3 separate regions of the Mus musculus genome follow, and all the other regions are linked to region 2. A link is a loop called in an ENCODE intact Hi-C map of the cell type or tissue named here. Cell type or tissue: heart. All regions are shown on one strand. Links, peaks and the distances in the headings refer to the core of each region. The heading gives the core; the rest is flanking DNA. Region 1 overlaps Pbxip1 (pre B cell leukemia transcription factor interacting protein 1). Region 2 holds the start of Zbtb7b (zinc finger and BTB domain containing 7B). Region 3 holds the start of Pmvk (phosphomevalonate kinase).

Region 1 (10,505 bases), core at 2,184-10,183, 53 kb after region 2:
ACTGCTGTTCTGACAGAGTCTGCGGCCAAGGTGAGGTGCTTCCCTGGGGCAGGTGGGGGCGGGGGGGGGGGAGTGGAGAGAGCACGCCTCACAGCCTCATCCACATCAGGGCACTCTGGGAGCCGATGGTCATGGGACGGAGGCCCCTGGAGACACAGTGGTCCAGGAAGATTCGCAGGAGACTCCTGTGGCGACGAGCCTCGGACCAGACACACAGGACCTGGAGAGTGAGATCCATCCACAGAACTTACCCTCCAGTCCCAGAGCAGGTCAGGGGCTATCTTGCCTTCCGTTGCCCACCTTTTAGAAAGCATGGAGGGGTAGAGGGATGGCTCCGCCGTCAAGAGCACTAGCTGCCCTTCAGAGGGTCTGAGTTCAATCCCAGCACCCACATGCCAGCTCACACCTGTCTGGAACTCCAGACAAGAGAAGTTAGGGAGCTTGAAGGAGGGCCCATGGCTGGCTGATTCTTTCTGCCGGGTGTCCTCTTTTCTTGTTTCTAGAGCAGTGGTTTTCAACCTTCCTAATGCTATGACCAATTTTTTTGTTTGTTTGGTTGGTTGGTTTTGGTTTTTCAAGACAGGGTTTCTCAGTGTAGCTCTGGCTGTCCTGGAACTCACTCTGTAGACCAGGCTGGCCTCGAACTCGGAAATCCGCCTGCCTCTGCCTCCTGAGTGCTGGGATTAAAGGCGTGTGCATGTGTCACCACTGCCCGGTTTATGTTGTGACCTTTAATACGGTTCCTCATGCTGTGGTGACCTCCAACCGTAAAATTACTTTCATTACTACTTCATATGTGTAATTGAATCATAATGTAAATATCTGTGTTTTCCAATGGTCTTAGGTAACCCCTGTGTAAGGGTCATTTGACTCCTAAAGGGTCTCGACCTACAGGTCATGAACCTGTTCTCGAACAAACCCTTTATTTCCAGAGTCCTTTCCTTGTGCTGGCTCTGGATCCATGGTGAGGGAAGGTGGGAGGCTCAGGAGGGACTGTGTAAGAAGCTGACTGGCCTAAGCCACAGAGCTACTCAGACTATGAGGGATGCAGAAAGGACATGCGATTCAGCAACAGTTCCTGAAGGAGTGGGCGGGAGACAGCTCCGTCAGGTGGTGGCTAAGAAGGAGGGAGAGACAGGGACAAGGGGAGGTGACATTTGAGAAGCGTATTGAGCATAGAGTAGGTCAGGAGAAAACACTCCACAACATGGCACCAACAAAAGACTGGGGCTAGTCCCCAGTCTGTCCAAGGCAGTGGCAGAGGTGATAGGAGACACACCTCCCCACACCCTCCATCTCTGTCGAATAGCCAGGGGAGGCTGAGGTGGGACCTAAGGCAGGGACTGTGAGGCCTGCAGAGAGAGTCTACTGACTATGAAGTCCATCAAGTGGAGAACTGTCCGACTATCTGACATGGGCTAGAGAGGGAAGATTGAGGTTAACCAGAAAGGCATTGGTGTGCCTCTCCCTGAACCCAAGGTACGGGGACACACTAGGAAAGATGGAGTCGGAGGGTAGTGTGTTGAATGTCCCCCTGAAGGGGAGACCCTGAAAAATGTGACTAGAGGACACAAAAGTCAGAGAGGCAAGCCTGGGACGCTGGGAAGACCATGGAGGGGAGGAGAGTGGGGTGGGTGAGAGGTTATGAGGGAAAAGGACTGAGAAAAGCCAAAAGAGCACAGTGGCCAAGGAGTTTAGCGGGGGGCCCAGGACGGTGGGATCCTGCATAGAAACTTGATGTGAGGCCTACTGGAAGAAGAAGGATTTTATAGAAATGGCTCCTGTGTTTGTAGATGTTTGTCAGTGACTGGACAGGGCCGGTCCGTTAGTACGCAGCTTGAGTGGGCAGTCTTCCTGTGCCTTCTCTGTGGCCAGGGCTGGGCCTCCTGGTGCCTTCCTCCTCTTCCCTGTGTCCCTGTGTCACCTCTGCCTGTCTCACTGCCCTGTCCTCTTCCCTTCCTCCAGTTTGGAAAGAGCATCGCTGCTCCAGCAGTGACGACGACACTGATGTAGATGTGGAGGGTCTGCGGAGACGGAGGGGCCGGGAGCCCAGCTCATCCCAGCCCGTGGTACCCGTAGATGTGGAGGACCAGGCCAAGGGCGAGGGTATAGGTGGAGAGCTGGGCATCTCCCTCAACATGTGTTTCCTGGGGGCCCTGGTTCTTCTGGGCCTGGGGATCCTCCTGTTCTCTGGTGAGTACCACTGGCTGGGCCTCCAGTCTGACTTTGGCCCTGCCTTACTGCCCTGTCCACACCTAACTCTGTCTGCTTCCCTGAGGCCTCACCAGACTGTCTTCATTTTCAGGTACACTGCTGGAGCCCGAGACTGGTGAGCAGGAGAGGCCCTGGCTTTCTGTCTGTGTTGGGTGGTAATGTGTGTTGTATGGGGAGAGGCTCTCAGGTAAGGTGTTTAGAGGTGTATGTTATTTCTTCAGCTGTTGAACTTATCAGCTGTTCAGGGTGCCATTTATCCCTTTAACTCAGCAGGACGACAGGCCATGGGGTGTGTGACAGGTCATGGAGTGTGCTCAGTGAAAGAGGGGTAACTGGGAGAGGGGTGATGGGCTCTGTGGACCAGGGATTCAGGTGCTCACTAACCCACAGGGCCCATGGAGGAAGCCGAGTTGCAGGTCTTTCCAGAAACCGGGCCGGAGACTGAACTGGTAGAGACTCTGGGGAACAGGCAGGTGCGTATGGGTTTTCCACAGGTGTGTGTGTGGGGAGCACTGGTGGGGAGGAGCTGGGTTGCCCTGCCTGGGAGGAAGCATGAAGTAGCTGCTCTTCTATCATCAGGATGAGATAGAGCACCTGCAGGCTTCAAGTGTCCCACCAGACAGTGTCCCCAGCCTGCAGAGCATGGGGTTTCTGCTGGACAAGCTGGCCAAGGAGAACCAGGATATCCGGCTGCTGCAGGCTCAGCTACAGGTGGGCCCTAGCAAGGGGGGGGGTCTTCATTTGGCCTCCTTTACCTAGTATGTCCTAGTGGGCTTCCCCAGAGGGAGTTTTCCCTAGTCACCTGACCCTGGAGCCTCGCCCTTTGCCACTGTAGTGAGGGCATCTTCTTAGTCTTGCTTGCCTCCCTCATGCTAAGGACTGTGTTAGGGCCGGTGTGCCTGGTTTACATGCTAGATCACCTCTGAGTGATGAGTAGGGTCTTCCCATTTGAAGAACACGCCAAGGCTCATACTAAGTGCTAGGATCAATGCACAGCGTCCGCTCTGGGTAGAGGGGGTGGAAGAGGGACGAGGAGGGCTAGCTAGCTAGTGGCTATGCCGGGTCTAAAGAGTATATGTTTGTTGTGTAAGGACATAGATGCTGGGTAGAATTCGACCATCTCAGGAACTGACCCAGACAAGGGGTGAAGAAGAGGAGGAACCCTTCTGGCTCTCCAGGCAGCACTGGGGCTCACACCCAGGGCCTTACACGCACTACACAGGCTCATTGCCAACAGAACTGCATCTCTAGCCCTTGCCCACTCTAATAGAATCGGGGTAGAAGGCATTGTGCCCACCCTGACAAGGACGACTTCTGTTTTCTTCTGTTTCTAACTACATTCTAGGCTCAGAAAGAAGAACTTCAGAGCCTGTTGCACCAGCCCAAAGGGCTGGAGGAGGAGAATGCCCGGCTCCGGGAAGCCCTGCAGCAGGGCAAGACCTCCCACCAGGCCCTAGAATCAGAACTGCAGCAGCTAAGGGCCCGACTCCAAGGGCTAGAGGCTAACTGTGTCCGGGGTGTAGATGGGGTGTGTCTCAACTGGGGTGGAGATCCACAGGATGGCAAGGCCACTAAAGAACAAGGCCACAAGGGGCAGGAGCCAGACCCCAGCTTATTGGAGCAGCATAAGCAGCTTGAGGCGGAGGCCAAGGCCCTAAGGCAGGAGCTGCAGAGACAGTGGCAGCTGCTGGGGTCTGTGCACTGGGACCTGCAGAGGGGCTTGCGGGATGCTGGCCGGGGAGCCCCAGCTCACCCTGGCCTGGCTGAACTCGGTCACATGTTGGCCCAGACACTGCAGGACCTCGAGAATCAGGGTATCAACACTGGCAGGTCCCCCAATGACTCGGAGGCCTGGCACCAGAAGAAGCCTCACACCCAGAGTCCCAGGGAGTGGGGTGGGAAGGAGAAGTGGCGCGGTGGGCAGAGGGATCAGAAGGCTGAGCACTGGAAGCCGAGGAAGGAGGAGTCTGGCCAGGAGAGGCAAAGGAGCTGGAGGGATGAGGGCCGGGAGCACACTGGGCGCTGGAGGGAGGACAGACTGCGGGCGGACGAATCTGGGAGCAGAAAGGACAGCAAGCGACAGGACCCCAAGGTACACCCTAGGAAAGATGGGAACTCCCATTCTGTAGAAAGGCAGAAGCATTCTTGGGGGAAAGACAACAGCCCTGACGCCCTGTCCTCCTGGGAGGAGCTGCTGAGGCGCAAGTACCGACCCCCTCAGGGCTGTTCAGGTGTGGCCGACTGTGCCCGGCAGGAGGGCCTGGCCCTCTTTGGTGTGGAGCTGGCCCCTGTGCGGCAGCAGGAGCTGGCCTCTGTGCTGAGAGAATACTTGTCTCGGCTGCCCTGGGCCGGGCAGCTGACCAAACAGCTGCCCCTCTCACCTGCTTACTTTGGAGAAGATGGCATCTTCAGGCATGACCGGCTTCGCTTCAGAGATTTTGTGGATGCCTTGGAGGACAGCCTGGAGGAGGTGGCACTGAAACAGACAGGCGACGATGATGAAGTGGATGACTTTGAGGACTTTGTCTTCGGCCACTTCTTTGGGGACAAGGCCCTGAAGAAGAGGTGGGAATTGGGGATGGGCGTGGGAGAGAGTAGCCGAGGGATTTGAAGGCGTTGGGCCCTGAATGAAGAGGTCTGTAGCTTGAGTCTCTCTCTTCATTTCTGATCCCCTGGCCTTACAAAAAGAAGGCTTCTGGGTACACATCCTATCTTCCCATGAGGGGCTGCAGTGGTCCTGAGGGGTCCCCCTTTGAGCCAGGACCCCCTCCCCACCTTGCCTGTACATAGAGGGCCCCTTGTCTCCCCCAATGGATTCATCCTGGAGCCCAGGTTCCTCCCTTGCTTGGTGGCAGTCACCTGAGCTGGCCTCCACCAGAAGAACAGGGCTCCTTCTCCTTAGGGTCTTATCTCAGTATGTGGCATTGTTTCCTAAAGGCCATTTCCTGCTTCCTTCCCTGTCTCCCCCATAGGTCACGAAAGAAGGAGAAGCACTCCTGGAACCCCAGAGTTGTGGGGCCCAGGGAAGAGCACAGCCGCCATCCGCACCACTACCACCAAGGCTGAGCCCTGTCCTGCTGCAACAGCCGGCCTTGGCATGCACCCAGCTCAAGATGCCTGGAGTTATGTGACCCTAGCAGCTATGCTCCCACTGTCCAGCGGGCCCCTCCTGGCTCGTTGGTGCCCTTGAATGACCTTCACAGAAGAGAGCAACGCACTTGGCCCTGCACTGGTACCACTTTTGCTAAAAAAAAAAAAAAAAAAGAAGAAGAAGAAAAAAAAAAAGGCCATAGTTGGCGCTGCTGAACTGTCTAAGCAGACATATGCAAAGATAAAGGCCCTGGGTACTAAGTGACATGTAGGGGCCTGCTGGGAGCCTGCTGGGGAGGACTCTTATTCTGAAGTCAGAGAGCTGTCATTTTTTTGTGGCTATCCTGGGTCCACAGCAGAGCCTATCACCCTGTGCTAGAGCTGCTGGTTAGAGACTTAGCTCCAGACTTGCCTTGGGGTTTAGCTAGCTGTGGAGACAGCTATCCCTAAGCCTGAGGAGTCCTCACCATGCCTCTTGCGGCTTTCACCTCCCCACCTGAGCTGTCCCACCATGGCGGGGCTCTGTCACTTGAGGTGGTCCCTAAATGCAAGGAACACCTTGCAGTCACCACGCTGGTGTTTAGGCACAATCTAGGCACTGCACTCGGCCTTCCCATCCATTCCCCATGTGCGCCCACCTTCCCCAAGGAGCCTAGCCTTGAGTCCAGCCACCAATTGTCTCACAGTCCAGGTGGGGTGGCCTCAAGCCAGGTCATTCTCCGCAGTGTGGTGTGGTGTTCTTATCCTCAGAAAGAGAGCTGAAGGGAATGGAGTCAGTGAAGCAAGGAAGCAGACATTCTGTTTCTGCCACACAAGAATCGATCCCTTTTTTGGAGCGTGCTGTGGAGGACAGGGAACACGCTAACCTGGGTCTGCAGAGGTGAGGGAGCCACTAGGTGGCGCTCTGGCTTCACATTTCTCTAGACTTCTCCCTCCTGCCCCTGGTCACCACCCCACACCCCAGACACCCTACCCATTGACTAGCTCTCAAGAATTCCCAGAATCCCCCTGGTTATTCTTCAGGAACGCCCCGCCCCCTCAGTTCAAACCTCTACGCCATTGGTAGCACACTGGGCTTCTAGCTCTGGAACTCTCCCAGGGACTCTAGGGGGCAGTGACCACACAGGTCAGGTCAATTAAGGAGGGGATTAAGGACTGTAAGCTTACTGGGCAATGGTGATGCACGCCTTTAATCCCAGCCCTTGGGAGGCAGAGGCAGGCTGATTTCTGAGTTTGAGGCCAGCCTGATCTACAAAGTGAGTTCCAGGATAGCCAGGGAAACAAAACAGGACTGTAGGCTCTAGAAAGTGCTGGAATCGATTTTGAATTATTTAGCAATGCTTTTATGTCACTGTTAAAAGGCTTTTAAGTGCAGTGGCTTGTTTAATTTCCGTGCTAGACAAGACAGGTAGAAAGGGTGGCTCATTCCACAAATGTTTAAACAGTCTGCTGTGTGGTGCTGGAGGGATGGCTCAGCCGCTGAGGGCACAGGCTGCTCTTCCAGAAGCCCCAGGTTTGATTCCCAGCACCCACATGGTAGCTCACAAATGTCTGCAACTTCAGTCTCCAGGGATCTGATGTTCTCTTCTGGCCCTGTAGGCACCAGGCACACACACACACGGTACACAAACATACACGCAAAAACAAAAAAAGATCACCCATCACCACATTTCTTGAAAATAAAAGTCTATTGTGTATGAGAACCAGGTAGTGAGGCCCTAGGCCTGTAGACCCTTTAATATGCATGGAATCTGCAGCAGCAGGAGCTCTGGTTAGACTTAAGGCACATTACCTTACACAGGTCAGTGTTGTAGGCTGGGGGCTCCAGGAAGGAGCCGTCTGGTTTAGAAAGACAATTATATTCCCTGTCTCTCTGGACCAGTGTCCCTCAGAAGGAAGGCAGGTTTAACCCTGCTTTTGCTGCTCACTCAAGGGTCCTCAGAGATCGATCTGTTTATACAGATGTGGTGACCTTGGTGGCTGGGTGAAAGCTCAAGGCCGGAGGCAGGTAGGCTGGCATGTTGGGGTGCTGGGTCTGGAGATGGGGATTCACAGGCCTGCCTTGGTTTCCTAGATGGTGTTGGTACAGGGCTCTCTGGCCTCTGGTTTCCATGTCAAGAGCTCATGTTGGATAATAAATTTTGGAGTCTCAGAGTTCCTCTAGCCTGGTTCTTCTCTTCTCACACCCTCAGGGCTTTATCAGTGGAACTGCATCTGCAACTACCAAGCTAGGAAGGACAGGAGAGCCATTAACCCAAGGGGCATGCTGGGGAGGGCCAGGGAACCAGGTACATTGGGGCCCCATGGGGGAAGGGCCTCATACCCACCATGGCCTTGAGGTCCCTCTCTCTCTCACTCGCACAACCTATAGTGACACTGAAGAGTGACCACAGGCGCTCCTCTGACGGTGGGGCCAGTGCGTGGGATGGAGTGTGAGAAGGGCTGGAGGCAGTGCCCTGTGGTTGCTTGAGGGCTGGAGGACAGCACCGCAGGGCAAAGTGATTCTAGGAGCAGAGATGCTTGTTGCTGCGCTGGGCCCTGCTGGCTCTTTAGGGTCTGTGCTGGGACTCGTCTAGTTGAAGCTCGTGGTGTTTGCGGTGACTTTCCATCCTTTCTCTGGGGGCTGCTGCCCTCAGAGTGTCCCTGGGAGCTTTGTGAGGGTGTCGCTGGAGTGGAGGGTAGTCAGGCCTTACCTCTCTTCCTCTCAGATATCGATATCTCCTCCTCCTCCTCCACCCCTTCTCTTATTCTCCTGCCTCCCTTCTCTCACCCATACCTCTCTCCTGTCCTGTTTCTTTTTCCCTCCCCTTCTCTTTAGCGTCAGACCCAGGACGCCCTGTGTGGCAGGCAAAGGTTTTACTGCCAGCGGCACCTCTTACCATTTTTGTTTGGAGACAGGATATTACTGTATATCCCTGCCTGACCTCAGACTTTCAATCCTCCTGCCTCTGGGGCCCGAGAGGCTGGGACTACAGTCCTGTACCGCCACACCCTTTGCAGGGCCTTCTACGTTTAAGTGGAAAACATCATTCTGTTAGCCAGTCCCCAAAACTGCTTTCCCGGGGGCCATAGCCTGTTACTTCTCCCTTCAGATTCTGCTTCTCATCTGTTCTCACTGCCTTTCCAGGCTCCCCACATGCCCGCAACCCAGCCTTTCACCACCCATGTCTCTCTCTCTCTCTCTGCTTCTTGCAACCTCCTGACCATACTCCCTCTCACCCTCCACCTGTGACAGAATGACAAGTGGAGTGGAGTGAGTCACCTCTGGTCCTGTCTGTCCCTATTAGTTCCTGAGAGTTAGGGTAAATACTACCCTTGAGAGCTGTTCCCAGTCTCCTTTGCTGGGCCCAAGGACAGACCTCAGGACTAGCTAGCTGTTGCCATGGTAACCTCTCAAAGGCACCCAGGTGCAGGAGCTCTTTATATTCATCCTGGTTCTAGGTCACAGATGTGTCTGGTCCCTTCATGTGCTTACAACAGGGGCTTAGGTGCTTCTCCATTGCACTGCAGCAATGTCCTGAACCCAGACACATCAGGTTTCTCCCAGCCTTGCTGCTTTTATCTCTGATTTGCCCTAGCTGCAGAATCCCACTTAGAATTCTGAGTCTGTTGGCCCCACCCTCTGGGATGGCTTCCTTTTCTGTCACTGTGGGACCCAGGAGACCTAACTAGAAATTTGGCCTGAGAAAGTTTGGGGTCGGAAACTCTAGTGTGTCAGGTTTCTAACTTAATCACCCACAGGTCCTGGGTGAGATGTCTGTACTCCCTTAGAGTTCAGCTAGACTCTCATGAAAGTTAGGAGTGGCAGTCCCCCTCTTTAGTGAGTCGCAGTGAGATCTATGCATGACAGGGCTCTTCAAGCTGTGGAGTACAGTCATTCGTGGATGTTTACCCATGGTTGATGCTCTAGTTCCCTATATAAAAGGTCATGGTGCTGGCATATTCCCTAGACAGAGCCTCCTGTGCAGCAAAGACATCTCTCTCGATTACTGACGTTGCTGCCCAGGGTAATGTAAATGCTAAGTGTTTGTTTCACTGCATGGTTTGGGGAATAACAAGGAAAAACCCACAGATACTCAGAACATTTCCTTTAGTATCAGTTCTTTCCTTTCCTTTTTGTGGGGGGAGAGGGTTGGTGGGGGAAGGGTGAGACTGTGTAGGTCTCACTATGTAGTCTTTGCTGGCCTTGAACTCACAGAGACCTGTTTGCCTCTGCTTGCCTCTGCCTCAAATGAGTGCTGGGATTAAAGGGATGTACCACCATGCCCTGATGTTTTTGAGTCAGGGTCTTATAGAATCAGCCTAGCTTTGAACTCACTGTATAGCTAAAGCTGGCCTGCTCCCACTGCCTCAGCCCAGCCTCAGCCTCCCAAAGCCAGGATTCCAAGCTCGTGAGGCACGCTAGGCTCCTCTCTTCCTCTCTCCCTCTCGTAGTCCTCCCCTCTTTCCTTCTTTTTTTATTTTTTTCCTTTGAATTTTTTTTTATGTGCATTGGTTTTCCCTGCATGGATATCTGAGTGAGCGTGTTAGATGCTGGAGTTACATATACTCATGTGGTTGCTGGGAATTGAACCTGGGTCCTCTGGAAGAGCAGTTGGTGTTCTTAACCGTGGAGCCATCTCTCCAGCCACCTTCTTTTTTTAATTTCTTCCTTACCCTGTTCCGTCTCAGCTTTCTTTCATTTCCTTTTGGTTATTCTATGACAACTCAGGTTGGCCTCCATCAGTAGCTCTTCTGCCTTGGCCCTAGCTTCGGGGTTTACAGGCGTGAACCACAGGGAGGGCCACTGCTTCTTTTACTATTTTGTGGGAGGGGGTGTTGGTTTTTTTGTTTTCTTTTGTTTCTTGTTTTTGTTTGTTTGTTGATTGGTTTTTCTAGACATGATTACTCTGTGTGGCCTTGTCTGTTCTGTAACTCACTCTGTAGACCAGACAGGCCTCAAACTCAGAGATCTGCCTGCCTCTGCCTCCGTGAGTGTGTGTGCCAACACACTCTGACCCACTTGTCTTTTAACTTTAACATTACTCTTTCTCCTCTCTCCCTCCGCCTCCCCTCCCTCCTTACCTCCTTATTTATTTATGTGTGTGGAGAAGCATACAGTGCTACGTTGTGCGTGCAGTTCAGTGGACAACTTCCCCAAGAGTTGGTTCTTCTTGTGGCCTTGTAGGACTGAGCAGGTTGTCAGGCTTGGTGACAAGTGC
Region 2 (10,505 bases), core at 1,657-9,656:
AACAGGCACGCTGGGGGAGCTGGGGTCCCGGGGGCCAGGGACAGGAGACACTGGCAGAGATTTCTCCTTGTTTCATCAGCTGCTCCGGGGGGAGCCCCCTGTCCTTGTTAACCACGAAGGAGGAACACTAGCTACCATCCAAACCAAGTCAGAAATATGCCCTTCTCCTGCCCAACACAATACTTCTTATGCCCAGTATCTCCTCCCAATCTAATGTCCACTCCATGCCAGCTCCATAAGCAGTGCCAGGAGGGTACAGGGGTGACCAAACCAGTTGGTGTGTGTGGGGTAGCAAAACGCAACCGAATAATCCTCCAGGCCTTAGCGCCCCCCCCCTCACCAAAACACACACTGCCTCGAGGGAACAGAGAGTTCCTATCTTGGTTTATTTAACTCCTCACTTCCCAATCTGACTCCCCCCAACCCTTGATAAACGGTCCCCTCCTCTGGGAATAAGTTGGGGGAAGGAGAAATAGCTGCGCTGACTCATTCCCGTTCTCAGCTGCAGCTAGGGGTCTCTAAGGCATTCGGGAGGGGGTCAATTCAAGAACGCCCTCCACCTGGCCCGGAAGCCAGGACAGCTTGCCGGTCTCCCCTTCTCCCCAGCACCCACTTCCGGTGTCCCAAACTAGGTCAGCAGTGCTCGTTTCCTGTGGGTCAGCTAGCACCGGCGCCTCTGCCCCTCCCCTGCTCCGGACCCAGGCTCCCCGCCTTACCCCCCGCCCCCCCAGGGCGCCCCGAGGTCTCACCACGTCTCAGCCGCCCTTTGATACATGGGGGTTGTGCGGGGCGGGGGGCAGGGGACCCGCCCTCTCTCCAAACACTAGCAGGGCCGGGGCGCCTGGGCAGGCACGTGTCCGGGCACAACCCGCTGCCCACGCTGCCCCCCCACTCCCGCCCCCCCCGCTCTGGCCAGGACACGTCGCTCTCTTACTTGGGTGGGGTGGGAGGAGGGGAGAGAAAGCTGGAAATGGAAAGCAGCGCCCCCCACCCCTCTGAATGGCCAACCTCGGCCAGCGGTGCGCACTAGGTTTCTACCACACAGCGACCCCCACTCTGCTCAGGGCAGGTGCGCCGGCGCCGGCGGCAAGACCGCTGGTAGGTCGAGTTCTTATCACCCACCCTCGCACTGGAGTTGTGAGAGCAAAAGCTGACTTTGAAAAGGTGGCGGTGGGCCTGAGGCTTGAGAGACCGGAATGTGATTGCGGAGCGGGAGGGGCAGAGGGGTCGTCCTGCTGAGCCGCACTACCGCTGGAGAGACGACGCGGCTCTGGAAGCGCAAGAAACCGAATAGTCCAGCCGGTAACTTTCCCCCAAGCCGCGGTTCCTCCCGCTGCCCCCCACCCCCCGTGCCACTGGCCTGGGTCCAGCCCACCGTGCCAGGGGGGCGCGGAGCTGGGTGGGTGGGTGGGGACACGCGTTGTCCTAGTTATAGTCCGTCAGGGTTTCCATTCCCTCCATTCGGTCGGGTCTGGGGTCTCCCCCTAAAGTCACAAAAGCGACTGGGGGTAGGGGTAAGTTCAGTGCAGCTCACCCCCTCTCCATCCCGTAGCTCACAGTCTGTATGATATTAGAAGTGCAAAGAAAGTTTCTGGAGACCCTCCGCTCAGAGTTGGGGGGAGGCCAATAGTCCATAGTTCTCTACCTTTCCTCCAAGTTAAAACCAATTCCAAAGACCCAGGAAAGCTACAGGGAATGCGACTGGTTGAAATCTGGTGTGTGTGTGTGTACGTGTGTGTACAGGGGTCTCACAGGACGCACGAAGGACACTGCAGTAGGCTCGAGTTTAGTGTATCCCGAGCCAAGGGACAAAAAGTGGGGTTCACTTACCTTTCAGCCGTTGGGTCCGTTCGCTGGAGCTGCAGAGGCACAGGGTGTAGGAAGAAGCGCGTCCCCCGCCAGGCTGGGGGGCTTGGGGCTCTGCTCCGGTCCTGGTCAGAAGGCCGCGGTCAGTGGCTCGCTGCTCGTTGCTGGGGGGCTCCTCCTCCGCCACCCTTTGCCTCCTCCTGTTGCCCGCCCCCCCCTTGGCCGCGGAGAGCCGTACATTCACCTGGCTTCCACTCGCCCCCCCCCCCAAGGCCCGCCTCACCTGTCCTGCTGTCTCACCTGTCCTCTCTCTTGCTTTCCCCCCATCCCTCCCCTCCCTCCCCCCGCCCCTGCCACCCCCAAACTCCCCCCCCACCCTTAGCAACACCCTCTGTCACTTCCTGGTTTTTCATCCGCCCCCCCCAGGCACCCCCTCCCTCCGCCCAATAAGGACATAAACTTCCACCTCTTCCAACAGCTAGTTCCAGCAGGGAGCATATGGGTCCCTCCCTCCTTTTCGTCCCTTTTCTCCGAGATTTTGCTTCGCTCCCTGAGCCTTTCCCACCCTTTTCCTTTCCCTTCTTTCCTTCAAACTCCCTTCACCTGCCGCGATCCCTCTCCCTCTCTGCTTTCTACCACTATCTCCTCCGGTCCACCTTAACTGGAGCTCCGCCTCCGACCCCCGTCCAGCCCTCTGCTGCTGCCCAGCTCCACCCCTTGCACGCCACCGCCCTGCCCATCCATTGGCCTGAACACCCGCCTATCCCATGTGGGACGCGCCTAGGGTTCATCCAGGGAGGGGGTGGAGCCTGGGCTGGCCAGAAACCAGAAGGGGAGGGAGGCCGAAGACAGTGTCCGCAGTGGCCAGGGAATGGAGCAGCCCCCTCAGGGACTTCCTCTCTTTCAAGAGGGGCTTCTGTAGGGTCACCACCTGGGGAGGGAATGGTATGAGAGGTTACGGATACGCTGCTGGGGATGAAGACCTAAAATTTAGAAAGAGTGGGGTCCTGCCGAGGGGCTTTAACCAGGTCAGAGCCCCAGGAAGAGAGAGAACCTCTAGACATTGAGCTTCAGCCTCTTGGCCCATCCCCCTCCGAGGGAGCGGGGGAGTCGAGTCTGTGGGCACTCTGTGTCCCTCCCCACGCGTGACGGCGCCCCGCGGGGAGGGAACAGTGCCCGGGGCAAGGAGCCTTTGCGCTCTAGCCAGTGCCCGTTGCTGCCTTGGCATTTTCAAAGGGGAGGGACTGAGTCTGGGAAGGGGAAGGGGGAGGTGCGCTCCCTCTGGGGCCCCGACGCTTTGCCTTCAACCAGCCGGTACTTTTAGTGGAGAAACTGAGACCCTACAGTGGAGGGATCTTGGCGCAGATTCACTCAGACCCCGAGGTGACGATAGAGACCTGGGTGGTTTAGGATGTTTGCTTAAGTGGGTTTGGGAAAAACCGGTATTCGTATTTAAGTGCCCGACCCAAAGAATGGTAGTCTCTGAGGGACGCTTACAACTGGGCTGGCGATGCTATAGACCCCAAAAGGGCCCCTCCTACTCGTTTCAAACGGAGTCAAATCCCGCTCTCTAGGACCAGGTTCGGCTTCGCAGCAGCAGGCCAGGCGGAACCGGGTCGGACTTGTTCTCTTTCCCAGCTCCCTCCGCAGGGGGCCTCCTTCCCTTTCCAGCAGGTGGCTCCGCAGGACACCAGCTCAACCTGTTGGACCACAATGGGCGGTGCCAGGGGGGCCCTGGCCCTCACCCGGGCTGACCCGGGATCCCCAAGCAGGGGGAGGGGTGGAGTCGGCCCTTCCCTCCCTCTTTCTCCCCCCCCCCCCCCCCCCATGACTCAGCCTCGAGGCCGCTGCTCTGCCCCTCAGCCAGGGGCGGAAAGTGTGAGGCGCCCCGGAGGGCTCAAGCCAAACTAAACAGCCCCTCACCCCAGACATTATCTCACTGGAGAATTAGGGGGGCAATAGGGACCAGTGGCTAGCATGAGGAACTCTGGCTCAAGCAATCCGTTCCGGGTTTTCCTATCTGTTTCTGTCCCGCTTTCCCCCGCCCCCAACACCAGCACGCCCTAGGTCAAGTCTGATCTTTGCTCCAGGTTTTCCTAGCGGCCCCGCAGGACTGTCGGAAGGATTCCGAGCAAGATGTGTCTGGACTAGGGTTTTTCCCTTCCTTCTACTGTCAGGGTCCTGCTGACCAGGGAGTAAGCCGTGCTAGGCAACAGTACTAGACACCTAAGTAAAGTGGAGGGAAAACTGCTTTCACGAGAAGGGTACAAGATCTAGGAAAAAGATTTGGGAGAGGGTAGGAAAGTGGCCCAGGGCTCCAGAAGAGTGAGGGTCTTGTCACTAGCTCTAAGGGACTTAGACGCGAACCGCTTTGTTGTTCCACCCCTGCCTCTGGAATTGCTTCTGGCTAGACACAACCCGGGTCTTTCTGCGGCTGGATTATCATTCTTTAGCAGTTCTGGAAATCTACTGTTAGTTCCTTAGTGGCTCTTTTCCATTTCATGTTTCCATGTTTGCTTTTCCTTGTGGTACAAATAGTTATTAGTTCCCTTTCATGTTGGGGGAACACGGACTTGAAATTTCTGTCTAAATCCCCTCCCCCGCTTTGGGTCGTAACTGCCAAACCAGAGACCGAGGCCAAGAAGCGCTGGTGGAACCCCGCCCCCTTATTGGGAATCTGGCGTCTCCCCTGACCCCCATATCAATCCCATATACACCTGAGCTGCTATAGAACTGGAAGGCAAGTGTGGGGTGTGCAGGGGCTTCCTGGTGAGCGTCCCCCATCCTCACATTCAGACTTACATCTTCAGGCAACTTTCTAGATTCTAGACTTTAATGCACGAGAGAAGTAGGTGAGTAAATACCCCGAGAATGAGATGTTTGCCCTGAGAAGGATAAAAGCCGCAGCAAGAAGGACTTTATAACTAAGGCTGGGAATAGTGACTCTGGGTGGCGGCCTGGTTTCGAGACTGGCTGGTCCAAGTACACAGAAGAGTTGAGCAGCTACAAGTTTGCAGAGTCCCGGAGGAAGTGTGCGGCTGGAGGCGAGGCTTTCCATGTCAGGGTCCTAAAGTGAGTCTGGGGGCTTGTTTCTGGTGGGGGCACTGAGCTGAAAGCAGCTCCTCGGTCTGCTCCAGGCGCCCACCTAATCGCTGCTCCCCCGCCCCTTTCCCGCGGCTGCCTCCGCTTCCCTCGAAAAACCCGCCGCCCAGGAAACCGCTGGGGGCGCTCAGACCGCAGCCCCCTCCCTCCCGCCGCCCCCCAGAACCCCTACCGCGACCGCCCAACCCACCTGAAGAGGCGGTGGCTGCCAAGGGTACCCCCTCCCGCCGACTACCCCCCACACCTGCGGGTAGCACTATTTATAACTGCGCGCCTATTCTGGGCCTCTCGGCTGGAGCCCGCTGCAGCGCAGTGCTAATCGCCGCTGGGATCTCTGCGCCCCCCAGGGCTGGGGGAGGTAAATTTAGCTTCAGGAAGCTCCGGGGAACATTTTCCAAAACTCCACGTCCCAGACAGGCAAAACAGAACCCCTCTGCGCGCAGCCTGCTTCCTACCTGCCACTAGGTGGCGAAAGGCTCCTAAACCCCTTCCAGTTATGGGTTAGGGTAGCGGTTCTTCAGACCAGGCCAGATAAGTAAGGAGCTGTGCGTAGCTAACTGATTGGAATGGATACTTTTTAGGAGGCTGGGGAAAGACGCTTAAGTCTGAGAAGCCAGAGGCTTCTTCGTAGGGATGGGGAAATAACTCCTATGTAAACGAAATGCAAATGAGAGCTTTGTTCCTTGTGCCTAGAGGTGTCTGTGCCCAGATGTGTGATTGCCAGCTTCTCCTCTCTGTCTGCTGTGAAAATGTGGGGCTGTCCCTCTTGGCCCTCAGATTCATCTTACTGTGATTTCTTTCTTACCTCTTTGTGCTCCACCCCCAACTCTGTCTCTCACATTGCACCCTTGGTTCTACCTGGAATGTAACCTACAGACATTTTGGATAGAAGGCTTTTCTCTTGCTGTGATACCTGAAGGTCACTTCTAGCTTGTTGGTCTAGTCTGCTCCTTTCAACCCCAAAGAGACCCCTATCTATTGTGCCTGCTAGAGGGCCTCAAGGAGCCCAGGGCAGGCAGTAACTCCCCTCTCTGTCTTGGTATCTTGCTTCTCTACCCACCCTGTCCTAGGCTCCTGAAGCCTAGAGTGTTCAAGGCCTGAGTAGCTCTTTTGGGGTGAGAGCATTGGGAAAAGTTGCCACATGTCTTTTTCTCTTCTAGGAAAATGGGAGGGCTGGTGAGATGGCTCAGTGGGTAAGAGCACCCGACTGCTCTTCCGAAGGTCCAGAGTTCAAATCCCAGCAACCACATGGTGGCTCACAAACCATCCGTAGCGAGATCTGACTCCCTCTTCTGGAGTGTCTGAAGACAGCTACAATGTACTTCCATATAATAAATAAATAAATCTTTAAAAAAAAAAAAAAGAAAAATGGGAAAGTTCTTGTTAAGGAAACCATTGTAGTCAAAAGGTATTTAGATGGGACCTTAAGTTGGTCCGAGGAGTAAAGGACACAGTGATCTTGGAGCTTTGATGGGAATCAGCTTCTGCTTAGGAGGGATGCCTCTGCCTCCTGGGCCACTAAACTCTCTCTCTCTCCCTTCCCTCCTTTCTTCCTTCCTTTCTTTCTTTCTTTCTTTCTTTCTTTCTTTCTTTCTTTCTTTCTTTCTTTCTTTCTTTCTTTCTTTCTTTTTCTGTTTGTCAAGACAGGGTTTCCCTGTGTAACCCTAGTTGTCCTGGAACTCACTTTGTAGAGTAGGTTTGTAGATCAGCCAGCCTCTCTGCCTCCTGAGTGCTGAGTGCCACTACTGCCTGGCTCAATTAAACCAATCAGATGAGGAAGGAAGGTTAACGAGGAATCCTGATTTTGATTCTCTCTCTCTCTCTTTTTTTCTTCTTTTCTGGATAGGAGTCTTACTATATCGCTCCTGCTGTTCTCCACCTCCGGGGATCAAACTGCCCACGTCAGCTTCCGGAATCGAAGGGAAGATAGATGTGTGTGTGCTACCCACCTGGCAAGCCCTAAAGTTGAGATGTGGAAACGTGGGTGCACTGAATGTCTGTTCTACTAAAGAGTGTTGTTCTTCTGACCTTGGGATGAATCGCTTCCCTTCTTGGGCCTGTTTATTCAAGTTAATGTGAAATAATCCCCTTTAACATTAGTTATCTTTCCTACTTTTGTTGTAGGGTTGTTTGTTGCTTGGTTCTGAGATAGGTTTCACCACCACACTCCAGCCTGCCTACTTTTGAAGTTTACTTTTCCTCCTGAGCACACAGACACTCACTCAGGTGTGGAGGTCAGAGGACAGCTTGCACGAGTTGGTTCTCTCTTCCCATCATGTGTGTCCTGTCCTGGGGATTGGAATGAGGAGGCTTGACAGCAAGTGCCTTCATCTACTGAGCCATCTTGCCAACCCTAAAGTATACTTTAAAAAATATACTCAGGAGGCAGAGACAGGCAACTCTTTGAGTTTGAGGCCAGCCTCATTTACACAGTGAGTGGGACAGAGCTACAGCTTGAGACTTTTATTTATTTATTTATTTAAAATGATTTTCGGGCTGGAGAGATGGCTTACCAGTTAAGAGCACTGGCTGCTCTTCCAGAGGTCCTGAGTTCAAATCCCAGCAATCACATGATGGCTCACAACCATCTGTAATGGGGTCTGATGCCTTCCTCTGCTGTGTCTGAAGAAAGCATACTCGCATACATAAATAAAATTATGTATATATATATATATATATATTTTTTTTTTTTTTTTTTTTTGGATATATGTTTGGTTTTTCGAGACAGGGTTTCCCTGTATAGCCCTGGCTGTCCTGGAACTCACTTTGTTTACCAGGCTGGCCTCAAACTCAGAAATCCGCCTGCCTCCGCCTTCCTAGTGCTGGGATTAAAGGCGTGCACCATCTCGCCCTGCTAAAATAAATATTTTGCTCTTTTGAAACTGGGCCACTCTTTAGCCCAGGCTGGTTTTGAACTTACTGTGCAGCCCTGGCTAGCCCCAAACTGGAAGTAATCCCCTTGCTGGATGACTGGATTATAAATGTGAGCAGCACACCCTGCTTGAAGTAGCCGGCTGTGAGAAGAGTCAAAGCATCATCCAGTCTAGAAAGTGGGAAAGCTTTCTCCAGCTGTGGCTTGCTTTGAGTCTCCATGAGTCTTCCTCTTTCTTTCCTCCCACCAGCCCCCCACTACCTGTCCCCACAGCATACAGCTCTGGACTCTGCTGCCTCCATCCGCCAGTTCCCTTTGCCAGACATCCTCTCCTCTAGCAAAAGCCTTTGTGCTCAGACCTCAGACTCTGGGACCCACTTCTACTGGCCAGCGTAGACTCTAAGGAAAAGAAGGCAGCAGCAAGCCTGGGCTCAATTAGGGAACAGTCAGAGCTGGCCAGGCAGAGGGCAGGCTCTAGAGAAAGGAAAGCCCCAGGTTCAATGGGAAGGTAGGATCTCTGCCTGCACACCAGCTCTCCCTGCCTGGGCCAGACCTTTCTCAGTCCGGCAGTGTTCTGGGGCAGGAGACTCAGAAGAAACCAGGCAGTATTTCTGAGCTGCGTGTTGCAGGTGTTGAGAGGAGAACTGAGTAGATATGGTGGCTCACCCTTATAGTCCCAGGCCTGGGGAAGCTGAGGCAAGAGGACTGCCACAAATTCAAGGGCAGCTAGGATTCCTGATTCAGAAATCAAACCAATGAGCTGGGCATGGTGGCACACCTGTTTAATCCCAGCACTCAGGAGGTAGAGGCAGGTAGATCTCTGTGAGTTCTAGGACAGCCAGGGCTATACAGAGATACAGTATATGAAAACAACAAAACAAGCCGGGCGTGGTGGCACACGCCTTTAATCCCAGCACTTGGGAGGCAGAGACAGGCAGATTTCTGAGTTTGAGGCCAGCCTGGTCTACATGTATATGTTAAGTATACATGTCTGTATACGTAACTCTACAGTGTGACGGTGTTTCTTACCGACTGGAACGCAAGCTTCACAAGGACAGGACTCTGGCTCCTGCTTATCCAAAGCACCCAGACTGGTAGACAGTAGACATCTCTATTTGTTAGCAGTGAATATGCTGTCTTTGTGTACATCATCTCTTGGTTACCTCCAGGGACCAGAATTTTATTGTTGTTTTCTGTTTGTTTGTTGAGTCAGGGTTTCATTCTGGCCCAGGCTGACTAGAACTTGAGGCAATCTTCTTGTCATGGCCTTCCAAATGCTTGGGTCTTAGGCATGAGCCACTACCCTGAATTTTTAGAATTCTTTAGGTGTACATTGCCATGTGATCCTCCCAGTCACACACACACACACACACTCACTCACTCACTCACTTTCATTCACACAAACACACACAAACACATACACTCTCATTCACACACACACAACTCACACACATAAACACACACACACACACACACACACACACACACACACACACACCTACCTTGCTGGGGATCTCAGGGCCCTGCACAGCATCCCACTGCTGAACTATATCCCGACATTTTTGTTTTCTTTATTTATTTTGAGACAGATTTCTTATGTACCCAGAGATAGCTTGGAAGTACAGCCCCAGGCTGGTGTCGCACTGGAGACACTCCTGTTTCTGCTTCCTGACTGCCCAGGCATATAGTATTTCTTTAGAAAGTATTTGTTCATTTCTTTTTAGGTAGGGTCTCATTGTGTAGCCCTGGCTCCAATAAGGGGCTAGCCAGGGCTGCACAGTAAGTTCAAAACCAGCCTGGGCTAAAGAGTGGCCCAGTTTCAAAAAAGCAAAATATTTATTTTAGCTGGGCATGGTGGCACACGACTTTAACCCAGCACTCGGGAGGCAGAGGCGGGCGGATTTCTGAGTTTGAGGCCAGCCTGGTCTACAGAGTGAGTTCCAGGACAGCCAGGGCTATACAGAGAAACCCTGTCTTGAAAAAACAAACAAAACAAAAAATCTTTTTTTTTTTTTTTTTGCTTCTTTCACTAATTTTAACATTTGATTATCCAATTCATATTCACTTATTCACTGAAGAATGTGCTGTATAGATCAGGATGGTCTCAAAATCTTCCAGCCTCCGCCTCCCAAGTGCTGGAATTAAAGGTGTGGGTTACCACAACTAGTACATATAGTATCTGTATGACAACAAAAATCAGGCTGTGGTATAGGGAGAGGAGTAGGTACAAAGTCCTGGGTTCAGTCCCCAACACGGAAACTCAACCAACCAACCAACCAACCAGATAACCAACAATAAAAACAGGCCCAGAGAAAAAGGAGCTAACTAAGCAAAAGGCCAAAAAAGAGCTGGCTCCAGGAGATGGGGCAGAGAGCTATATACTACCTACGGGTCAGTGCTGCAGGTAAGAGGTGGGCAATGGCTAGGCCAAAGAGTGCTACTAAGGGTAAGGGTGGGGATGGGGGTGGGGTGGGGATGGCGCATGAACAAGTTGATGTATACGCATGTGCACAGGCTGCTAACAGTTCAAAGAAAGCAAGTGCTGGTGGCTGCCAACGGCAAGTCAGGAGGCCATTCACTCACGCAGATTATGTGCTGTCACACGTGTGCTGTGACAGGCTTGAAGGGGTGGTATGACCTCATGGGTGCTTTCTCTTAGGGTGTCTTAGTGTATCTGAACTGGGACTAGCTGAGTACACTTCCCGTGTTCCTTAGGACAGGGAGC
Region 3 (10,505 bases), core at 401-8,400, 62 kb after region 2:
ACAGCATCTAGATGGTGCCTCACAATCACCTGTAACTTCAAAGTAAAAAACCAGAAGCCTGCAGTGGTTTTAATTCTAACCTCTAGGGGAAACCAGGAGAGCCCATGAGCTTCCGACGGGGAGGAGAGGGCACCGGTCTCAAGCCTGGCTGCAGCCCTGCTTCCTGACCCTCATACTAACTGGATTAGCTTAACACAAGCAAAATGCTAGCAGTATTTGCTTAATGCTGCCAGGAAGCCTCTGCTGACGCACGGAGAGGACCTGGAGAGTGGCCTCGGAGGCAGTTGGTGAGAGACAGCAGGGACTTGGTGATGTGGGAGGGGCAAAGGTGAGCTTGGGTGTGTGTGTGGGGGGTGTGTGTGGGGGAACAACCTGTGGGTCCTAGGGGACTCTTTTGTATAGGAAGGGCGAGGGTATCCCAAAGGCACCGGAGGGCAAGGGAAGCATCCAGAGAGCACAGAAGTGGAAGCGGAAGCCTAAAGAATGGGTGGAGGATGGGAAATGGGAACTGGACTGTGCTTGTTTGAGGAGGTGCTTTTAGTGTGGGCCAGGCTGGATGGGATGTGGACAAGGAGGAATCAAGGACACTTGGCCTCCTAGCCTGGGGACAAATGGATGACAGTGCCTTCAAGAAGTGTCAGGAAAGGGGGAGGGAAAACAAAAGCTGGTTTGCTGGGGTGGGGTGGGGTGGGGCGGGATGGATGGGGAAAGTTCTGGGTTTACAATAAGGCTGGTCAACCTCCACCTTTCTCCAAGCTCTGTAGCCCTTTACATTATCTGACCCTCTTCCTTCCTCTGGGACGGGGTGGGGTGGGGTGGGGTGGGGGGGTGGTAGTAGAAGTTGTTACTAACCTAAGATACTAACCTTCACTGATCGTGGAGATGCCCAGCTGATTGGGCTGTGTCATTCCCTGAGGTCATTGCTGAGACCCTATTGTGACTCAGGAGTACAGGCAGAAACCTGAAGCTTCCAGGCTAAGGGTGGAGAGGAAAGTGTTGGAGAGCCAGGTCCCACAGGGCGGCCTGCTTGGGACTGTGGCTGCGGGCCTTCACCCAGGCATTGTGCTAGGAGGGGCCAGCGGAGCCATTAGCTTTTCAAATGTTTTTCTGTCATTTTATTTTATTTTATTTTATTTTATTTTATTTTTTGAGACAGGGTTTCTCTGTGTAGCCCTGGCTGTCTTGGAACTCACTCTGTAGACCAGGCTGACCTGAAACTCAGAGATCTTTGTCTGCCTCTTCTGGGATTAAGGACATGTGCCACCACTGCTCAGCCTCTTTTCTGTCCTTTTAGCTCACTGAGAAATAGATTTTGAAGGGAGTGAGACTCTTTTTTTTTTTTTTTTTTTTTTTTTTTAGATTTATTTATTATATATAAGTACACTGTAGCTGTCTGACACTCCAGAAGAGGGAGTCAGATCTCATTACAGATGGTTGTGAGCCACCATGTGGTTGCTGGGGTTTGAACTCATGACCTCTGGAAGAGCAGTCAGTGCTCTTAAGAAACACACCACACACACACACACACTGGGGGGTGGGGAGAGAGAGAGAGAGAGAGAGAGAGAGAGAGAGAGAGAGAGAGAACGAGAACACAATGGCCCAGGCAGCAGTGTTTGGACCACAGGAGACTGTGGCTTCCTCATCTCACACAGTCAAGCAAGCAGTCAGATCTGAACTAACTATGTGCAGATAATGTTATTTTGCAAGGGCCTGGGAAAGAACCCAGGGCCTGGCCTATAGGGCCAGCACTTCCCCTGAGCTTCATTCAGCCCTTCTGTGCTCTCTCTGGCTCCTCTCCCTGGATCTGTGTGTCACTTGCCACTTGGAGAAGAAACAAAAGAAGCTTCAACCCCTGCTCCTTGGGCTCCTGGTCCGGGAAGCATTTCCCCTGTCTACCAGCTTCTGTCTCAGTGGCTCTGACTTGTGGGTAGACGGTCAGCTCTGGAAGAGTCTTTACTGAGTATCATTTTCAGAGGTGGAGAAAGCCCAGAGAATAGCAACTTGTGCAGGCTCCCAAAGTTTGCTAGGACAGAGTCAAGCCAGGAGGAGCCCAGGGCAGTTGAGCTCAGGCTAAAAGTCCGAGTGTGCTCTTTCTTTTTTTTTTTTTTTTTTTTGGTTTTTTGAGACAGGGTTTCTCTGTGTAGCCCTGGCTATCCTGGAACTCACTCTGTAGACCAGGCTGGCCTCAAACTCAGAAATCCACCTGCCTCTTGCTGGGATTAAAGGCATGTGCCACCATGCCCAGCCAGAGTGTTGGAGTGTGCTCTTCTTTTCTCCTCTCCAGTCCCCCACCTCCAACACACACACACACACACACACACACACACACACACACACACACACACACACACACACACACACGTCTTTAAGTCTAGACTCTGAATTGAGTCTGGAGGAGCTATGCACTACAGGTCAGGCTCCTCCTGGTTCTTGTTTCTTGCAGATAGCTCTTTTCAGAGAAGTATGGTTGTGACCACACGGTGGCAGCAGCGGGTCGGACTGCAGGTGGGAGGGTCTGGGAGGGAGGCAGGGGGAAGAAGGGGCCTCTAGGAGCTGCCCCAGGACCTTGAGCAATTGGGTATGTGGTTGTGCAGTCCTAGTCTTGGGTATATGCATCCATAGAGGTCCCCTCTAACTTAGGGGGAAGTCCTGGCCTCCTGGTCTCCCCCATGGAGCACCCATTCTTTCCTTCACTTCTTGATCAGTCATTCGAGACACCACCCGACTCCACCCACATTGTTCCTGGCCCTGCCTTTGATAGCACTTGGTATGCTTTTGAGCATCTGAGGAAAGCATGGAATGCAGTTTGGGGTAAGAAGCAGAGGGAAGGGGCTGGGCAGGTATATCCAGGATGGGAAATGTTCATACTCTGGACTGGAAAACATCTGGTTTTGGAACCAGATGGAGCTAATTTCATCATTTAGAGGTCTAGACCTTGATACAAGTCTCTCAGCCCCTTACTTAATTTTATGTATGTGAGTGTTTTGCCTGCACGTATATTAGTGCACCATATACACGCAGTGCCTATGGAGGCCAGAAGAGGCTGTCAAGATTCCCTGGAACTGGAGTTACAGATGGCTATGAATCACCCTGTGGCTTCGAACTCAGAGATCTTCCTGCCTCTGACTCCTGAGTGCTGAGATCAAGAATGTGTGCCACCATTGCCTGGCTTAGGCAAATACATTCGGAAGTTTTGTGATTGGGACTAGAATTCCAGGGAAATTTGATTCCAGGGTGGGGCTGAAGGAAGGGGTGAGTTATGTCAGGCAGGTTCAGAATTCTGGGTGGAAGTTCTGATTTCTTTTGAGTGAGGGCTTAGTGAGCAGGAGGCCACAAGTGACTTCACCCTATATAGGCTTCGTTGGCCTGGTGAGAGCCAGCTTTCGGTGGGACCCAGAGAAATATTTATTGCACAGAGGTGGGACAATGTGCTGACTTACAAACTGTGAAATCACAGTGCTTAAAACAAACAGTCTGCTGTGAGTGGATACTTTAAAGTTTACAAAGTATTTTGTTGTACAGTTCTGCTTTCCTCTGTTTACCAAGCCTCTCACTTCCTTCTCTTTATTTTATTTTATTTTATTTTATTTTATTTTATGGCCCAGGCTGGCCTGGAATTTGTCTGCTTCCATTTCCAGTGCTGGCTGGCACTTGCCACTAAACCTAGTTTATTCAGTGCTGGCCCTCAAACCTAGGCTTAGGCAGAGGCTCTATCAACAGACAGACATCCTCAGTTCTGGCGATCCTCCCCGGTCCACTCTTTCTGTACCTGACCACTCCTGTTCTTTATTTTAAAATGATTTATGTGTTTTGCCCGTATGTCTGTGTACCTCGTGCATGCAGTTCCCACAGAGGCTAAGGGAGGGCTTTAGGTCCTCTGGAACTGCAGTTCCAGCTGGTTATGAGCGGCTAGGTGGGTGTTCAGCAAGGGCAGCCAGTGCTCTTAGCTGCGGAGTCATCTCTTCGCCGAAGCCTCTTTCGAATACGCAAAGAAATGATTTTCCTAAGAGTTTCTTTACGTTTCACTTTGGTTTTCACAAGACTTTGCAGTCTTATACACTGGAGGCAGTCATAGGCTGCAGGCTTTATTTTGATAAGCTTAGAAAAATGTAGGACAGCAATTTATATCTACAGATAACAGTAAGTAGGTGTCAGAACACTCTTAGTTTTGCCTCTCAACTTCTGGCTGGATGTTGGTCTCCGGAGGAAATTGGGTAATCTTGTTCAGAGTGGCGTCAAAACTCCTTAACCTAAGTTACTAATGTCACCAATGTTCTTTTTCGAGATTCTGAAAAGCTTTGGAGAGGAGTATGCGGCTAAAGAAAAGATCACTTAGTTCCAGCTGGAGGCTTCAGCAGTTACAAAACCTTTTCAACAGTGAAATAGCATACTGTTCATTAAACCCCTCCCTCGCTATGACGTCAAGAAACACACCCTATCATGTCATTGTCTGGTTACTTCTTTGGAAAGAGCTATTTTTAGTGCGGGGCAAACACATATTTGCTTTAGAGCATGAGTTATAACGTACAAATTAAAAGGCAGATTTGAAAATGCCTTCAACATTACTATTTTTCTTTATCTTTATGTTTGGCCGGTTGTGTAGAAGGGAACTTGAGGCTAGTCTTTCCAGCGTCACTCTCGGCTCACCTTGTCAGCCGAGAAGGCGGGGCCATGACGTCACATCTGGGCGGGCGTGGACTGTTCTAAGTGCGTGCTGCGCAGGGGGGGGAGGGCGGGGGGGGGCGGGAAAGGTACTTAGATACTAGGCTGCAAGGCTCTTTCCCTTCCAGTTTCTACGCCCATTCTCTGCGCGCTGGTTTCGATGTGGGCTGTGTAGTGTGGAGAAGGAGTGGGATCCCTCCTCCTTTTTGCTTCTACTGAGCGGGTCCACTTCGTGCTTGGCTGCATTTCAGGGGTCCGAAGTGTCAGCTTTAGGCCTGGTGAAGCTTGGTGGCACCATGGCCCCGCTCGGAGCCTCCCCGCGTCTGGTGCTGCTGTTTAGCGGGAAGAGAAAATCCGGGAAGGACTTCGTGACCGAGAGGCTGAAGAGCAGGTGTCCGCGGGTGCAGGGAAACCGAGGAAGGGCGCTACCGCAAGTGATGGAGGGCTTTATGGAGGGAGCTCGTGGAGGGCAAGGAGGGACAGGATGACAGGGCAGGGGAAGGCAGACCCTCACGGTCAGTAAAACAGCAGCCTGCACAAATCTCCCTCAAAGAACTAGGGGACTGCCACTGCAGATCTATGAAGATGTAGCTCTGCCTTCAAGAAACATGAATTACTACTATTACTATGCTGGCACCTTCAACGTGCCATTCCTGTTTGATGATTGTGGTCTGAGGTAACTGGCCTAGATAAGGAGACTAACAAGACTGTAAAGGTTTTTTTTCAAGACCACGTCCTGAGTGTGTCTGCTGCAAAGAGAATCTGCCCAGAACACCCTGCAATGGCAGGAATTTATGGAATATTCTATGCCAGGTGTTGTGCGTCTATATCATCTCATTTAACCTATTTAGCTTCTTTACCAAATAGTGGTATTAGCAATCCCATGTCACAGATGCAGAAGCAGGGGCCCTTAGGAGCTAAAACCTGGTGTGTGTGTGTGTGTCTCTGTGTGTGTGTGTCTGTGTGTGTGTGTGTCTGTGTGTGTGTCTCTGTGTGTGTGTGTCTCTGTGTGTGTGTGTGTGTGTGTGTGTGGTCCAGCAGCAGGGAGAGCTCATACATGTAGGAGTTCAAGGCCAGAGTGGACAACATGGTGAATTTTTAGTATTAAAATTTTTAAATTTGCTAGGGTTATAAAGTAGCAAACTCAGGATTTAAATTCAGCTTGGCCTGCCTGGAGACACCGTTCACTCACTCTGCCCTGCCTGGAAACACCATTCACTCATTCTGTCCTTCCTTTCTAGATATTTATTTTCAAAGATGTGTTTATGTGATGGGTGTGGGTTTGTGCCTTGGTGTGTGCGAGTGTTCTTGGAAGCCAGAAGAGGGCAGGTGATCCCCAGAACTGGAGTTACAGATGGTTGTGAGCCTTCATGTGGGTGCTGGGAATAGAGCCTTGGTCTGTAAGAAGAGCAGCACTGGGATTAAAGGCATGTGCCACCACACTTGGCCCATCTTCAGCTTTTAAGAAAGCATGGTTCTCGGGGTTGAGCTAAGACTGTCAGGCTTCTGAGGCTCGCCTTTCCCCCAGCCTTTTATTTTTCTTAAGTGATAAGAAAATATTCTAGGAAACACTGTTTTTTGTTTTCTTCTGGAAACTTGGGCTGGGAAAGCAGAGAAGGGGGAGAGAGAATGCTGGGGCTCCTCTCCAAGGGCAAGGTGGTCAGGACACCACGTGTGAGGTACCACAGCCATTCCAAGAGGTTCAGGGGAGCCCTGGGCTGAGGTTCTTACCCCAAACCTTTACCACTAAATAATCACCATCGGTGTCTAAACTTTACTTGTTCTTAGCTCCACACATAGGCAGAAGAACAGCCGGAAGCCTAGACGATGGATGGGGTTCGGCTGCTGGGAGTTCACGGCCTGGCTCAGTGCTTAGTGGATGGTGTACTGCAGATGTCTTATCTGTTCTAGTCAAGTTCTGCTATTGTTAAATGGGCATTACATGGGATGGCTAAAAGAATCAAAGGAGCCAGCCTGTCCCGGAATACAGTGTTGGCTATTTTAATTTACTGTTTCATTACCCACAATGTTACTTTTCTTTTCTTTTTTTTTTTTTTTTTTTTTTTGATTTTTCGAGACAGGGTTTCTCTGTGTAGCCCTGGCTGTCCTGGAACTCACTTTGTAGACCAGGCTGGCCTCGAACTCAGAAATCCGCCTGTTTCTGCCTCCCAAGTGCTGGGATTAAAGGTGTGCGCCACCACCACCTGGCACAATGTTACTTTTAGTTAACTTTCTTCACTCATCCTCATTTTCTTCATCTGGAACAAGAACCAGGCTAGTGAGGTGGTTCAGCAGACAAAGGCACTTGCTGTCAAACCAGTTGTCCTCTGACCCCCCCCACCCAGAAATGATTTTTTAAAGCGGGGAGCACCTATTTCATAGCACACAGGAAACAATTGTAAGTACACTGAGTATCTCAAAAGGGCAAATTATTAATGTTGCGGTAACCAGGTCAACGTTTACTAAGGTCTCTGTGGCTCTGAGAGGTTTATGCTGCCTTTGGAGTCCCAGCATAAACCTGATCCAACCAGAACATCAGCAGGTCTAGAGTTTCCTATGGCAATTATTTAATGCCTTCTGCCTGTTCAGGGCTCTTTTATATGCCTTTGACTTTTGTAATAGTCCTGTGTGACGGTAGGGCAGATGATGCTATTATTTTATCAGTGAGCAAAGAGGATCAGAGAAGGGGAGGCCAAGAGTAGAAATTCCTACGGTAGAAATGAGCAACAGAGGCACTACGCTCCTCTTTTGGATACTGGAGACTGCTGGCAGCGCAGGGTTAACTGGGTCTGATTCCTTGTCCCATAGACTTGGAGGTAACATCTGTGCTCTCCTGCGGCTCTCTGGTCCACTCAAGGAGGAGTATGCTCGGGTAGGTGGTGGCTTGTGGCTTCTGGGGGCGCTGGGATGAGCCTGCTCTTGGAGAAATGGCTACTGCTTGAGTCACTGGCTCAAGAGAGTCTAGATCTGATGTCCTATCTTAAGGACAGACAAACAAGAAAAGGAAGGGGTCCAGGAAGGGCTGTAGGCGCTTGAGTTGGCAGCTCTGATGCCTCGTAACTTACAGGATCTGTACTATAATCCCCTTTCTTCAACTATGTCACACTGGCATACTCTGCTACCCACCTGGCCTGATGCAACCCTGGGATTCTCGGGGCTTGGGAAGAGGGTGCCGTTGATAAAATGCTTGCTGTGACCTGATTTCTATCCTGAGTACCTACAGAAAAAGCCAGGCAATTGTGCTGTAATCCCAGCGCTAGGGAGGCAGAGACAGGCAGATCTCTGTAGCTTGCTTGCCGGCCAACTTGGTTTAATTGGTGAGGTCTAGGTCCCAGTGGGAGACCTTTTCTCAAAAACAAAATAAAAACCTCAAGGTGGATGGAGCAATATCTGAGATTGCCGACCTGTAATCGCGTGTAGACGCACAGGTACACACCTTTCCCCCAAAGAAGTTTAGGCACATGAACTGTTAGGACACATGGTTAGGTGGGCAGAAAGCGAGACGTAGAGCAGTGTGCAGATGGGCCTAGTCAGTGTGGCTTTGGTATAACACAGCAGCTGAGACTGGGTACTTTGTACAGAAAAGAGATATATAACACACAGTTGTGAAGGTCCAAGAACATGGTGTTAGCATTCTCTTAGCTTCTGGTGAGGGCCTTATGGTGGGAGGACAGTGGACAAAAGGAAGATCACGTGGTAGGAGGACTGAGGAGAGAGGCCTGGAGCCGTATATATTAACCTGCTTTCAGGGTGACCAATCCAGTCCCACAGAAGTGGAAACTCATTAGTCCTCTCTAAGAGCCACAATCCCTCAGAGGCACCATGTCCCAATACCACCACATTGGGGACAAGGCTAAACAGGAGATTTGGTGGGGACAAACCATACTAATGACTGAGAATTAGAATTATACCTGGTGGTGAATGCATTTCATCTCAGTTCTTGGAAGGCAGAGGCAGGTAGATCTCAGTGAATTTGAGGCCTGCCTGGTCTACAAAGAGAGTCCAGGCCAGCCAGGTTATGGTGTGAGACCCTGTCTAAAAAAAAAAAAAAAAGTATATCTTCTTTAGGTACATATATGAAGTGCTTCTTGCCCCTTTAAACATTGTTCCAGCTGTGAGGGATGTTCCAGATGTGAGTTTCTGTACTGCTGGAAAAGATGCCACTGGATCCGCAGTGCTGGCTGGCACAGGGAGAAGAAGAGGGGAGGAGAAGAGATTTTTGTTGTTGTTGTTGTTGGTTTTTTTTTTTTTTTTTTTTTTTTTTTTTTTTCCGAGACAGGGTTTCTCTTTATAGCCCTGGCTATCCTGGAACTCACTTTGTAGACAAGGCTGGCCTGGAACTCAGAAATCCAGAGAAGAGATTTTTATTGCAAACAAATGCATCTCTTTTGAATTTTGGTTGTTGTTATTTTACTACTACTACTACTACTACTACTACTACTACTAATATTATTATTATTATTTTGAAACAGGGTTTCCCTATATATCTCTGGCTGGCCTGGAACTCTCTTTGTAGACCAGGCTAGCCTCAAACTCATAGGGATACACCCACTTCTGCCTCCGGAGTGTTGGGATTAAAGGTGTGAGCCACCACCTCCTGGCTATGGGTTATATTTTGGATACTACCTTTCTATTCTGGCACCTTCTAGGTAGAGCCTTTGCTTGTCATTGTCTCTGGAGAAGAGGAGGGAAGGCTTAGAAGCAGCTCCCTGGGGGTCAGGGTAGCCCCTCCTGTCTGAGGGTTCCTCTGGGTGTACAAGGTCCTAGGAATGCCCAGAACCAAATGAAGCAATGCTATTTCAGCCAAGTGCCAGGACGTTGGGTATGGGAAAGGAGAAGGGAGACATATCTCTCTGGGGTTTTTCATGGAGGCAAAAGATGCCAGAAGGACACAAGATTTCTGACTGGAACACTATAGGCTAAGTTTGTGCCCAGGGCTTGCAAACTAACTTCAAGATTAGTTTAAGCCAGAAGTAATTGGGAGGAGGAAACCCTCAGAAGAGAAAATGACACCATACATGTCAAACAGTTTTGGAATTATCTAAGACCTCCCAGTTTTGGGTATCTTGGGGGGGGGGGTCTCCCTTTGTGAGGCTCGCCTCCTGACTGCCTTTGTCACTGTCCAAGCTGGCTAGTGACTGCAGGGAGGTGCCAGGTAGGACTGATCCTTCCTGCTTCAGGAAGGATGGTGGGACTGTGTCATAGATGGACTTGCATTGCAGGAGCATGGCTTGGACTTCCAGAGACTTCTGGATGCGAGCACCTACAAGGAGACCTATCGGAGGGACATGATCTGTTGGGGGGAGCAGAAGCGCCAGGCAGACCCAGGCTTCTTCTGCCGGAAGATTGTGGAAGGCGTGTCCCAGCCTATCTGGGTAAGGGGGCTCGGCCTTGGCGTACAAAACAGGTCTTCCCAACCCTCTCCTGGGGCCATCTCTCATCTTCACTGCTACCTTCTGTCCATGTCCTTCCGCCCACCTCTCTAGCATCTCAGAAGTCCTCCTGCCTCTGTAGGCCATCTCTGGACAGGAGCCAGGGTGACTTAAAAAGTAAGCCAGGGTGACTTAAAAAGTAAAAAGTGTATCAGTGGAATGTGGAGAATGTGCTCGTAACCGCCCCCCCCCCCAACACAAGTAAAGTCCGAGTTTTGATGTGAATGTTGGCGCTCCCGAGTTCCTCTCCATCCTAACAGAGCTGTAGCCGCCAGCGTCTCTTACATCAGTTATGTACTTGTGACTTTGCTTTTTTTCCTTCTTGCCTTCCCTTCTGTTTTCTTTTCTCTCTGTTTTATTATTTATTTATTTAGACAATGTTTTACTATGTTGTCAGGGCCAGCTACTTTG

The links. Hi-C counts contacts between places; a loop is a spot of excess contacts. Peaks named below come from ENCODE experiments on the same cell type or tissue, not always from the same donor. Only the 100,000 strongest peaks of a DNase experiment are listed, where the experiment ranks them.
Region 1: a loop joins it to region 2, with 2.9 times the contacts of the local background. A loop is called at or near these places in 10 of 42 quality-filtered maps.
Region 3: it touches region 2 in a loop (4-fold over the local background); 6 of 42 quality-filtered maps call a loop at or near these places.

What each region holds. Positions count from the first base shown.
Region 1 is chr3:89,443,487-89,453,991 of GRCm38, forward strand. It overlaps Pbxip1 (pre B cell leukemia transcription factor interacting protein 1), which reads left to right. Exons shown (of 11, transcript NM_146131.2): 4 at 1-30; 5 at 110-269; 6 at 1,966-2,193; 7 at 2,306-2,329; 8 at 2,605-2,687; 9 at 2,794-2,925; 10 at 3,560-4,779; 11 at 5,187-7,466. The coding sequence ends at 5,280. Among named protein-coding and RNA genes, the nearest start is that of Pmvk, 10 kb to the right of the region's middle. In heart, for the core only: a CTCF peak has its summit at 6,187 (motif pointing right); DNase peaks (open chromatin) are centred at 5,305, 5,615, 5,795 and 6,275; H3K4me3 peaks cover 838 bases; H3K27ac peaks cover 4,039 bases.
Region 2 is chr3:89,391,205-89,401,709 of GRCm38, forward strand. Zbtb7b (zinc finger and BTB domain containing 7B) reads right to left here and starts at 2,174. Exons shown (of 3, transcript NM_009565.5): 1 at 1,831-2,174. Gm15417 (predicted gene 15417) reads left to right here and starts at 660. Exons shown (of 2, transcript NR_040403.1): 1 at 660-1,302; 2 at 6,755-7,575. In heart, for the core only: CTCF peaks have their summits at 3,471 (motif pointing right) and 5,358 (motif pointing right); DNase peaks (open chromatin) are centred at 2,587, 3,437, 3,647, 5,277 and 3 weaker places; H3K4me3 peaks cover 4,392 bases; H3K27ac peaks cover 4,416 bases.
Region 3 is chr3:89,454,412-89,464,916 of GRCm38, forward strand. Pmvk (phosphomevalonate kinase) reads left to right here and starts at 4,707. Exons shown (of 5, transcript NM_026784.3): 1 at 4,707-5,053; 2 at 7,471-7,534; 3 at 9,885-10,037. The coding sequence starts at 4,959. In heart, for the core only: a CTCF peak has its summit at 2,490 (motif pointing right); DNase peaks (open chromatin) are centred at 2,500 and 4,680; H3K4me3 peaks cover 1,965 bases; H3K27ac peaks cover 2,341 bases.